2 separate regions of the Homo sapiens genome follow, and region 2 is linked to region 1. Evidence: read pairs that join two places in POLR2A ChIA-PET (ENCODE). Cell type or tissue: PC-9. All regions are shown on one strand. Links, peaks and the distances in the headings refer to the core of each region. The heading gives the core; the rest is flanking DNA. Region 1 has its middle 8.5 kb from the start of FAM124B. Region 2 holds the start of LOC124907990 (a long non-coding RNA gene).

What was found. Peaks named below come from ENCODE experiments on the same cell type or tissue, not always from the same donor. Only the 100,000 strongest peaks of a DNase experiment are listed, where the experiment ranks them.
Region 2: POLR2A ChIA-PET joins it to region 1 with 5 read pairs; 2 of 35 experiments call an interaction of 5 or more read pairs at or near these places.

The regions. Positions count from the first base shown.
Region 1 is chr2:224,407,936-224,413,324 of GRCh38, reverse strand. No RefSeq gene overlaps it. Among named protein-coding and RNA genes, the nearest start is that of FAM124B, 8.5 kb to the right of the region's middle. In PC-9, for the core only: no CTCF peak of the experiment used is centred there; a DNase peak (open chromatin) is centred at 2,232.
Region 2 is chr2:224,007,183-224,012,571 of GRCh38, reverse strand. All of the region lies in intron 1 of SERPINE2 (serpin family E member 2), which reads left to right. It overlaps LOC124907990 (a long non-coding RNA gene), which reads right to left and starts at 3,695. Exons shown (of 2, transcript XR_007088102.1): 1 at 3,415-3,695. RefSeq lists enhancers at 2,575-3,150, 2,075-3,274. In PC-9, for the core only: no CTCF peak of the experiment used is centred there; a DNase peak (open chromatin) is centred at 2,421; H3K27ac peaks cover 1,476 bases.

The sequences.
Region 1 (5,389 bases), core at 285-5,284:
AACATTAGCCGGGCATGGTGGTGTACACCAGTAATCCCAGCTGCTGGGGAAGCTGAGGCAGGAGAATCACTTGAACCCAGGAGGCAGAGGTTGTAGTGAGCTGAGATCATGCCACTGAACTCCAGCCTGGGTGACAGAGGGAGACTCCATCCCTCCCGTCCCCCCGCAAAAAAGTCCCTGTTCTTAATCTTCAAGTAAGACTTTGCTGAACAGATAATTTCTATCCTATAGGCTTTAGATTTCCCTTATATAGAAACTACTCAGCTTTCTACTTAAGAACAATAAATCCAAATGCATTTATGTTAAAATGTGTGTTCTCATAAAGTCGCTCAGAACTGGTTGGATTAAAAATATGGAGCAAGCACATACAGTAGTACCAAATGAAATCACTGAAATTCAGTACACACATTGCCTACGCTAAAGAAAGGAAAGCATTGTCGGGCACAGATCCTGTGCCAGGGACATGCAAGCTCATTATCTCACTAATCGCCACGAGCTGGCTGGCCTGTTTTGGGAATGAGCAAAGCCACTTGGCCTTGTGCATAACACAGCGAGGATTCCAGCTCGGGTCCTCTTCCCACCCAGACCAGTTCTCTTCCCACTGTTCAAACTCAGCTTTTAAAGTTGTGTATTTGAGCAATATTATTGTTTATATTTAGACTGTGTGTAATTCAAGAGCTGCCCCCATTTTTCTCATGTATTATCCCACAAAATAGATACCACAGATAACTTTAGAAAGCTTTTCAAAATGATTCATATTTGGAGGAAAACTCAGCCACAAGATATTTGTACCAGGCAGCCATAGAAACCACAGTCTCAGTTTGTGTCTTATAAAAATTCTGTAATGAAGCTGAATAGACCAAAATTCCTGTTTCAGGCTTTAAAAATGGATTGGTTATTAATGTGAATGGTTATTTCCTCCTCTTCTATTTTCGCTGTCTGGTCGGCACAGCCGTGGCCTTTTCAAGCAGCTGGGATATAAATATAAAGTGGGAATGGAGGCCCATTAGGAGTAGAAGAACAGCTGACGGAGCAGAGCAAAGCGCCGGGCTCTGCAGGGCCAACCGACCCGTCCAGGCACGCTAGTTTCGGTTGGATTGACTAGTCAGCTTTATGTGGAACAGGCTTTAATGATTTACAGGTTGGCATAAGAAGCCTTGTTTCTTTCCATGAGACGGTCCATCTCTATTTGTAATCTACGTGGTAATTAAAGCCAGACTTTTTGACGGAGCATCATCTTTGGCAAATAGTGAGGTGTGGTATTAGCCCCTTTCTAGCTTATTTTTAAAGGTGCACCTTAAGTGTTTAAAAATTGTCTATGGTTTGAAGTCAGTTGGCGTCATCCTTACCAATTTATAGATGTGTCGCTTCATAAATGCAAGTCCTTAATTTGGAAAGGCACTTGTCTAAAAGCAAAGTGAACATTTATAACAACATTTGTAATTTCTCTTGCAAACCCTTGGAAGGATTTTTGTTTTTGTTATTTTGTTTTGTTTGTTTCAGGAGGGATCATTTCTTAAACTTCTCATGAGGGAGGATTGCTGTTGCTGATTAATGATGGTTGACTTACGACTCAAACTGTGGACAAAGAGCTAACATTTTTCTATCAGGGGACTAGAGGTCATGTAATGCATCAAGTAGAAAATTCACCATATATATTCAGCTCCCACCTTACGGCTGCACACATTTGTGAAGTGCCCACTAGGTGCCAGGCATTGTGCCAATGGTTGGTTGTATAGATATGATCTTAGCCCTCCAGGAGCACACAGCTATTTTTCCCAGTTCAGTGAATCCCATTTTTTTTGGTAAAATTTAAAAAAAGGATATATTTTTTAATATATATTCATTCTTTTTTCTACTACAATAATTAGAGATTCTTTTGCCATTACATAGCTAGATGTCATATGATGAAAACTTCTATTCTCCCGTTTTCCACTTGTTTCTCAGTTTTCTCATCTGTAAAATGGGCATAATGATAGTACTTACCTCATAAAGTTGTGGTGAGGATTAAATTAATTAGTATATATCAGTGTTTAAAACAATACCTGGTACAAAGTTAAGTGTTCAATAAGTACTAGCAACTATTCTCATTGTCTGTCCAGTAATTATCTGGATTTGCTGCTTCTCTGGGTTACTGGGAGCATTCTGAATCACATGGCATTTTTCCAGAGGCTCCTCCAACAAAAGCCTTCTTGCCAATACCCTAGCCAAACTTGTTCTTGAAGAAATTCCTATCTTAGCACATGGTACCGTCAGTTACATAAACCAGCCCTTCATTCCACCAGGCTCCCACCTGCCACAGGGCATTTGCATAGGCCGATTTTGGCCCACTTCTCCCAGTTAACTCCTGCTCCTCTTCAAAGATCACAGCTTAAGCTTCTTCTGCTAAGATGGTCTCTGACCTCCATGAATAGGTCAAATCCTGTGTAACTTGTCTAGCATTTGCTACAGGTGCCATGTTACTTTAAGGATTGTCGAAGTATTTGATTAATATCTGACTTTCCCACCAGAATATAAGCACCATGAGAGCCAGGGCTGTATCAATTTTTGTTAATCATGATATCTGCTGCATCTAGCCCAGTTCCTGAACTACACAGCAGTTGTTAAGAAACATTAGAACTGGGATTCGAAGGCTATAGTTCATGTGTTATTCAAATTGGTTCATGCATTATTTATTATTTAATTACACATCTAATACATGGTGTTTATTAGATGTGTAATTTATCTGTGATAATAATGCAGAAATATAGGAAGTAAGAAATGAACCTGCTCTTGGACCCTGTGATTTTATCTCCCAGAGGTATTTACTATTGATATACTATGAATACAAGTTTGGCTGATATTCTTCCAGACTTTTTTTCTATGTTTACCAATCATACACACATATACATATGCACATATATAGTTCTTATAGGAAAAAGAATCATATCCTATACGTGCTTTTGTTTCAACACTGTGATGAACCCATCTTTTGAGGTGTGTGCGTAACAAAGAGGTCTAAAAGATCATACAATGAGTACTTCTGTACTTACTACCCAGCTTAATAAAGAAGTATTATCAATGCACTTATCTTATTCCCCTACACACACCTGAGGCAACCCTCAACTTGAATTTGCTGTTTCTCATCCCCAGGATTTTCTCTATTCTTTGATTACTGAGGTTTATATCTATAATCATTGGAGAGTTTTTTCATATTTCCAAATTTTATATCAATGGTATAATTCTGTATGCACTTTCTGCAACTTGCTTATTTCACTCAACATTATGTTTGCAAGTTTCATTCGAAATAAAATGGGGAGCATTTATTTTCCTTAACATAAATACGTTACTGTAAGAATATAATATAATTGATGATCTATTCTTCTACTGGGGTACATTAATTTTTTAATTTTTTAATTTTAATTTTTTTTTTGAGACAGAATCTCACTCTGTGGCCCAGGCTTGAGTGCAGTGGCATGATCATAACTCAATGTATCCTTGACCTCCTGGGCCTGGGCTCAGGTGATTCTCCCACCTCAGTCTCCCGGGTAGCTGGGACTACAGGCACGCACCACCATACCCGGCTAATTTTTTGTATTTTTTTTTGTAGAGGCAGGGTTTTGCCTTGTTGTCCAGGCTGGTCTCAAACTCCTGGGCTCAAGTGAGCCACTTGCCCTGACCTGCCAAAGTGCTGGGATTACAGATGTGAGCCACTGTGCCTTGTCTAGTATGCCTTTAGAGAGTCCTCTCACCTCACCCCTGCCTCTTTGGTTTTTTTTTTTTTTTTTTGGTATTTCAATAAATGCAGCTACAAACAGTCTTGAATCTGTCTTCCTTTGTGCATTTGCAGAGGATTTCTTCAGAGATTATACCTGGGAGGGCACGCGCTGAGGTACAGGTTATGTAAATCTTCAACCTTATTAGCTGTTGCCAGATCTAGTTCTGTTGAGTCTGAGAACACATCACTCCAAAATATGACTTAGGAGACCAGAATATGCCACCCCAAAATATACTTCTTTGGCATATTTTGAGCTGGTTATTCTGAGAAACTGCAGACACAGGAGTAGCTCAGAAAAGCTGTCCTATGGAAGAAATTTACATCTATTAAGGAAGTCTCTCTAGGTAAAAGTATCTGTATCAGGAAGAGGGCTGCTTGGAGACAGCTTTTATCACTTGGGAGACTTTTAATTAATTAATTTATTTGAAAAATGGATACATAATAATTATATGCATTTATGGGGTACACATGATATTTTGATACATGCATAAAATGTGTAATGATCAAATCAGGGTAATTGGGATAGCCATCACCTCAAACATTTATCATTTCTTTGTATTGAGAACATTCCAAATATTCTCTTCTAGCTATTTTGAAATATACAATAAGTTATTGTTAACCGTAGGGCATAGCAAGACAATCTTTATTCACCAGACATTTCCTCCTCTCACCCTCCCATAACTTGTGTCTTCACCACTACCCAGATGCACCAAGCTTCTGTTCCTTTCTGTAGCTCACAATGCTATAGAAGCTTTAATTATCTGAAAGTCTCATACCCTTCTTTGAGCCTCATATTTTGTGGGACTTCCATGTACACGTACATAATTAAATATGGTTTTTCTTCTGTTAATCTATCTTATGTCAATTTAACTTATAGCCTAGCCAAATAACCTATAAGGGTAGAGGGAAGTCATTTTTCATTTTCCTACATCTCCAAAGTTTGTTCTTTCTTTTCTTTCTTTCTTTTTTTTTTTTTTTAGAGATGGGGTCTAATTCTGTTGCCCAGATTGAAGTGCAGTGGTGCAATCATGGCTCCCTGCAGTGTCAACCTCCTGGGCTCAAGTGATCCTCACACCTCAGTCTCCCAAGTAGCTAGGACCACAGGTGTGTTCCACCATATCTGGCTAATTTAAAATCAAAAAAATTTTTTTTTGAAGAGACAGGGGTCTCATCATGTTGCCCAGGCTGTTCTCGAGTTCTTAGGCTCAAGCAGTCCTCCCGCTTTGGCCTCTCAACTTGCTGGGATCATAGGCAGGAGCCACCGTGCCCAGCCTCTTTCAGTGGTTTTGTTGTTGTTTTTTTGAGATGGAGTCTTGCTCTGTCGCCCAGGCTGGAGTGCAGTGGTGTGATCTCGACTCACTACAACCTCTGCCTTCTGGGTTCAAGCAATTCTCCTTTCTCAGCCTCCCGAGTAGCTGGGATTACAGGCGCCCACCACCTTGCCCAGCTAATTTTTGCATTTTTAGTGGAGATGGGGTTTCACCATGTAGGCCAGGCTGGTCTCGAACTCCTGACCTCAGGTGATCCGCCTGCCTTGGCCTCCCAAAGTGCTGGGATTACAGGCGTGAGCCACTGCACCTTGCCGCTTTTGTTGTTGTTGTTTTTACAGCTGCATAGTATTTCATTAAAATG
Region 2 (5,389 bases), core at 85-5,084, 400 kb after region 1:
GAGTGCAGTGGTGGGATCTCGGCTCACTGCAAGCTCTGCCTCCTGGGTTCACGCCATTCTCCTGCCTCAGCCTCCCAAGTAGCTGGCACTACAAGCACCCGCCACCACACCTGGCTAATTTGTGCCTGTGTATAATTTTTACATAGTTAATTATACCATACTTTTTTCCAGTTAAGATATATCCAGAATGTATTACCATGTCTTTAAGTTTTCTTCAGAGATAGGTTCTTAACAGCCAAAGGATATTGTGTTGGATGGATGTCATTAACTGTTCCTTATTGTTGGACATTTTAGGTTATGTTCTCCCAGAAGCAATCCCTGAGCCAAGCATAAAGTGCAAGTGATTCATTAGGAAGTGCTCCCAGTTGAAATAGTAAGGGAAGGGGAGAAGTGGGAATTAGAAAGGGAAGAAACCAAGCAAGAAATACCAGGTGAAGTCCCACACTCAGAGCTCATGGGGAGCTCTGGAGAGTCAGTTAACAAGCAGACCAGTAGTCAATGGCTGTTAGTCCTCAGGGAGGGAGTGGTGTTTGTGAACTCTCAACCACTTAGGGCCAACCAAGAAAGTGGCCTTCAACTCCCACTAGTAATTGACCGAGGTAACAGGTATAAACCATTAGCAACAAAGCAGATAAAAACTAGGAGATAAGTGCACAAAGCTGGTAAAAGGTCACCCACAGTGTCCCCTCCATTGGAGATTTAATTTGCAATTATAATTGCTATTGCAATTATTTATTGCAGAGAATATTGCAATACTTTTGCTACTGAAAATAATAGTAAACATTTTTGGACCTGAATCTTTTTTATTATCACATTAGGATTGATTGATAGAAGGGGTATTACTGTTCCAATAGATAGATACATTATTAAGATTATTTATGCGTACTAGGGATTGCCTTTAAAAAAGATTTTTAAAAAATCAATTTACATTTCTAACACTTGACACTCATTTTTTAATTGGCAAGAATCCAGAGAGTGTTAGTTTCTCGTCTCTGAATTGGAGGCCCATAGGCATATCAGGGTTATTCTAAAGGATCAGAGAAATCATGTTCATGGCCCAGTTTTGATTATAGATTGATAAATAATATCTCAAAATATGATTTCTTAAAATGTATCTAGGTACTGATAAAAAGAATTTGGATTTTATTGACATGTTTAAGAATTCATGGTTGTATTTTATGTATTTTTACCAATACTAAAAACATGGTCATGAACTATGTGTAATATTTTTTATGTCTAAAAAAGGTACTTCCATGTCTCTTGCTGAAGAGAGAAATTAAAAAGGTACTTCCTTGTTTTTAAAGATTGAGAACCATTGGTCAATGTCACTATAATGTCTTGGGTCACCTCTTGGTTGCTGGATTAGGAAATCAGCCATTTGGACCATTACGTCTTAAAGACATATCAAAAAGAAAAGTCTATAGGACTTGATACATAGGTAAACCAGATTTAATGATCTGAGTCAGCAGACCGAAAAACATATCTCAGCACTATTAAAGGTTTTCTGGGACATACTCACCCCTCCCCCTCCATTCCCACAGTAATGGACCCCTCAGTTCTCTTACAGAGACGGCAAAACGCACCAGCATTGTCTTAATTTATTTCTGAGTCTTAAATAGTCTAAGGAAGTTATAAAGATACAGACAAGGCTTTATCAAGGTAGCAGTGTTTGACTGTTTTCTTAGCTTGATCCTTGAGACTTTCTAAATGGTTGCTGAAATACAAATCAGAGTATTTCAGGTCTTGAGCATTGAAGAGGACCAGAAGAAGAGAGCCAGCATTTACTGAACACTTGCTCTGAGCCAGGTATTAGGCTGGTTACTATGTCTTTCAGTTTGCACCTATTGAATTTCCATGGCCACCCTTGAGATATGATTTCTAATATGGCAGAGGACAAAGCTAAGACGGATGAAGATTGTGACTTGCCTTGGATCTCTTGGTTAATGGGTAGTAGGATTGGAATTTGAACTTTAGGTGAATTTTCCCGGAAACTTAGAGGAAAATAGAATGAATATCCTGTAATCTTGAATTTTAAAAGACAGACTGCTAACAAAGCTCTAATCCCCTCCTTCCCCCTAGCCTTTTCCCATCAACCCAAAGAGATTTCAGAATGGATAATATATGGATAAAAGGCACTTGATGTCAGAGTGTACTTTATAATAAAATATGTGTCTTTTCATTGAAGGGACCATTTGGATGTTGCTGCCATACTTTTCAGCGGCTGAAAAGGTATTTCCTAAACATTTTTAGGTTCCTTTTTGGCCAAATTAATTAGTGTCATAGAATGAGCATACACTTTGAAGGCAGACAAAAATTTAAGAAAAAATTCAGATGTCTCTAAGTCTTTCTCCACTAACCTGAAAAACACATTTTAAAACTACCAAGCTGCTGTCCCCTTGATAAGTTGGCATTTCCTGTTTGTTCTCTAAATTTTAAAGATGCTGAGTCATTTTGCTAGTACTTAGTACACTTCCCAAGGATAACCAAGATGTACTTTAGTTTGCTTGTTCACCTGATTTGGTATCATAAGAAAATGTGGTAGATGTTTGGAAAATGAATACAGGTCTTGGTGGACATTATTTCAGTAATGCTTATACAGATTTGAGAGACAGAGACCATATGTGAGGCTTAACCCCGATTACTTGTACATTAACAATTACTGTCATCTTACAGAGACAGCCTTAATCTCCATGGCTCACCTCCTGAAGAGTTTCTAGAATGCCTCTTGCCAAACACCGTTGAGTGTTGGCAAAGTACTGATGAGAAATGTTTGGTCTGAATGCTGGACAGCACGATTTTACTTAAGGCCATTCAGAAGTCTCAGTTTGGCAGCCACAAACCTTGCCTGTACATTTGTTTTGTTGTTGTTTTTTTTTTGAGACAGAGTCTCACTCTGTCACCTGGGCTGGAGTGCAGTAGCACAATCTCGGCTCACTGCAGCCTCCACCTCCTGGGTTCAAGCGATTCCCACACCTCAGCCTCTGGAGTAGCTGGGATTATAGGCATGTGCTACCACACCCAGCTGATTTTTGTATTTCTAATAGAGACAGGGTTAAGCCATGTTGGCCAGGCTGGTTTCGAACTCCTGGCCTCAAGCACTCTGCCCACCTCGGCCTTCCAAAGTGCTGGGGTTACGGGCTTGAGCCACCGTGCCCGGCCTGTACATTTATTTCTTTGGGAAGCCCTGGCAGGAAAAGCTGTTGAGAGATGTCATGATTCGGACAAAACATACCTGCTGTTTTTCTCTACCTGCTGTAGCCCCTGTAGATTAATAAGGGGCCTTAGGTTCCAAGAACCAGGATCCTAGCAACACAGAGACTAGAAGGATGGCGAGACTTTCCCAGTGCCTGAGAAGGTGTCAGCTTTCACTGAGGGGCGGGGAGGGGAGAGGCTGAGATAAATCCGGGGACTCACCTTGCCGTGCTGTGTGTCGGTTGTTTGTCGCTGGCATCTGCACTGTTAGGATTCCATTTTTAGGCTGGGCTTGATTCAGGAGGCTCGCTGCTGTCACACGAGGGCAATCCACTTTGATTCTCCCAGCCCAGCTTTTAATGCCCAGCAGACTCCTTTATCTTGTCATCATCCAGCGAGCCTCCCTCGGTCTAGATGGCCATGGGAGGCAAACCCGTTCAGTGTCAGCAGCTGGTCTTTCATAATTTGATTTTCCAGTGATGTTTGAGCCATCGGTGTGAAACAGTCACCAGTCTGGCTCTCATAATTTGAATTTCAGTATTTGGATATATTCCAGAGAGTGGTGTAAATGGACTTTGGATTTTCCTTATCACTGTTGCTCAGCATTTCCACAGTTTAAAACATTTAGGGTTTATTAGATAAGGGTGCTCAGTGCTACTGTTTCTCACTAAAAGGAACCAGAGCTCCCTGGAGAAGTGGCTGATTCCATCTGGAACAGAAGATGTATAAAATGAGCCTAAACATCTAGTCAAACCGGAAAGCAAGGAGGCTAACAAGACTGTAGGGTTGTATCAGAAGGTTTAAGAACGAGTGTGAAGAGGCTCATTTTGAGCACCAATAAGAATAAATTTGCAGTGGATCGAGACCCTTAAAGTATGTTGAAAAACACGAGTTTATAGTGATACAGAAAATAGAACCCTCTGGTCAATCAACCTATTTTGAATTATTTTGAAAACTGTTGGATATGGGAAATGAATGAAGAATTTGTCCTGCCCTTGTAACACAAAATAAACCTCAGGGCAACCAAGTAGTTGATTATGGAAAACTTCTTTTTATATAAATATTCTAATTAATAAGTGAGGGAGGAAAGTTAGAATTATAACAGCACCCACATTTGGTAACTCTTAATAAAACAGTGCACTTAGGCGGTCATCATAAGTAGCTTGCTAACACCACAAAAAGAGACAGTCAGCTACCGTCTACTGATTTCACCACCCTCTACGGCACCTCTACAAAATATTCTTACAAAAAGAGAAAATTGACTTGAATCTGATCAGTCCCTACAGCTGGGGTCAGCAGGCTTTTCACGTAGAGGGCCACATAATAACTGTTTTTGGCTTTGCAGGCTATACCGTCTCTCTTGCAGCCGGGCACCTCTGCTCAGCTCCCTATCATAGCACAGATGCAGCCATAAACAAAGAAAAAAGCGTGGCCAGATCTGGCCCATGGGCCGTAGCTTGCAGACCCCTGCTCTAGCTCTAACAGTTTACAGGAAGGACAGAAGACAGAGAAACTTGTTGAACAGCATGACATTAATGCAGTTAGCAAAATCTACCCTGGGGAAACTCTACAGGGCAAATAACCTGTTTTTTTCAACAGAAAAAATTCCAAGGTTAAAAATGAAGCAACTAGTGGAAGATGAAACAAACAAACAACCAAAAAAACAAAGGCAAGAGGTGTAACCAGTTGCAATGTATGGAGCTTACTTAGATCGTAATTCAAATATACTATAAAAAATGCGAACATGGACTAGATATTTGACATGTTAAGGAGTTATTTTGCGGTGTGATAATGATGTCATGGATATCTATTTTAAATCCTTAGGCTGAGTCTATATGTTGAAATTATTTTGAATGATATTATATGATGTCTGCAGTTAACTCCAAAATCATCTTTGATTTGAGTAGAAATAAACCAAGCCGTGAGTTAATAATTGTTTTTTCTGGATGTTGAGTATGGGGGGGAGTATTAAATATTTGCATATGTTTGATATTTCCCATGATATAATGTTTTTAAAAATATATGTATGTTTTATAAAACATGATCACTTTAAACCTTTTATAGAGAATGAGAGAGCATGGAGAACTTTTCCTTCATTAGACGCTTCTGTGTCCTCCCAAAATAGGTGTGCACCATCCAGCTATGAATGGACCCAGAAGAGTCTTTCCAGTGGTTTTTCCCACCAAGCTGTCTGCCT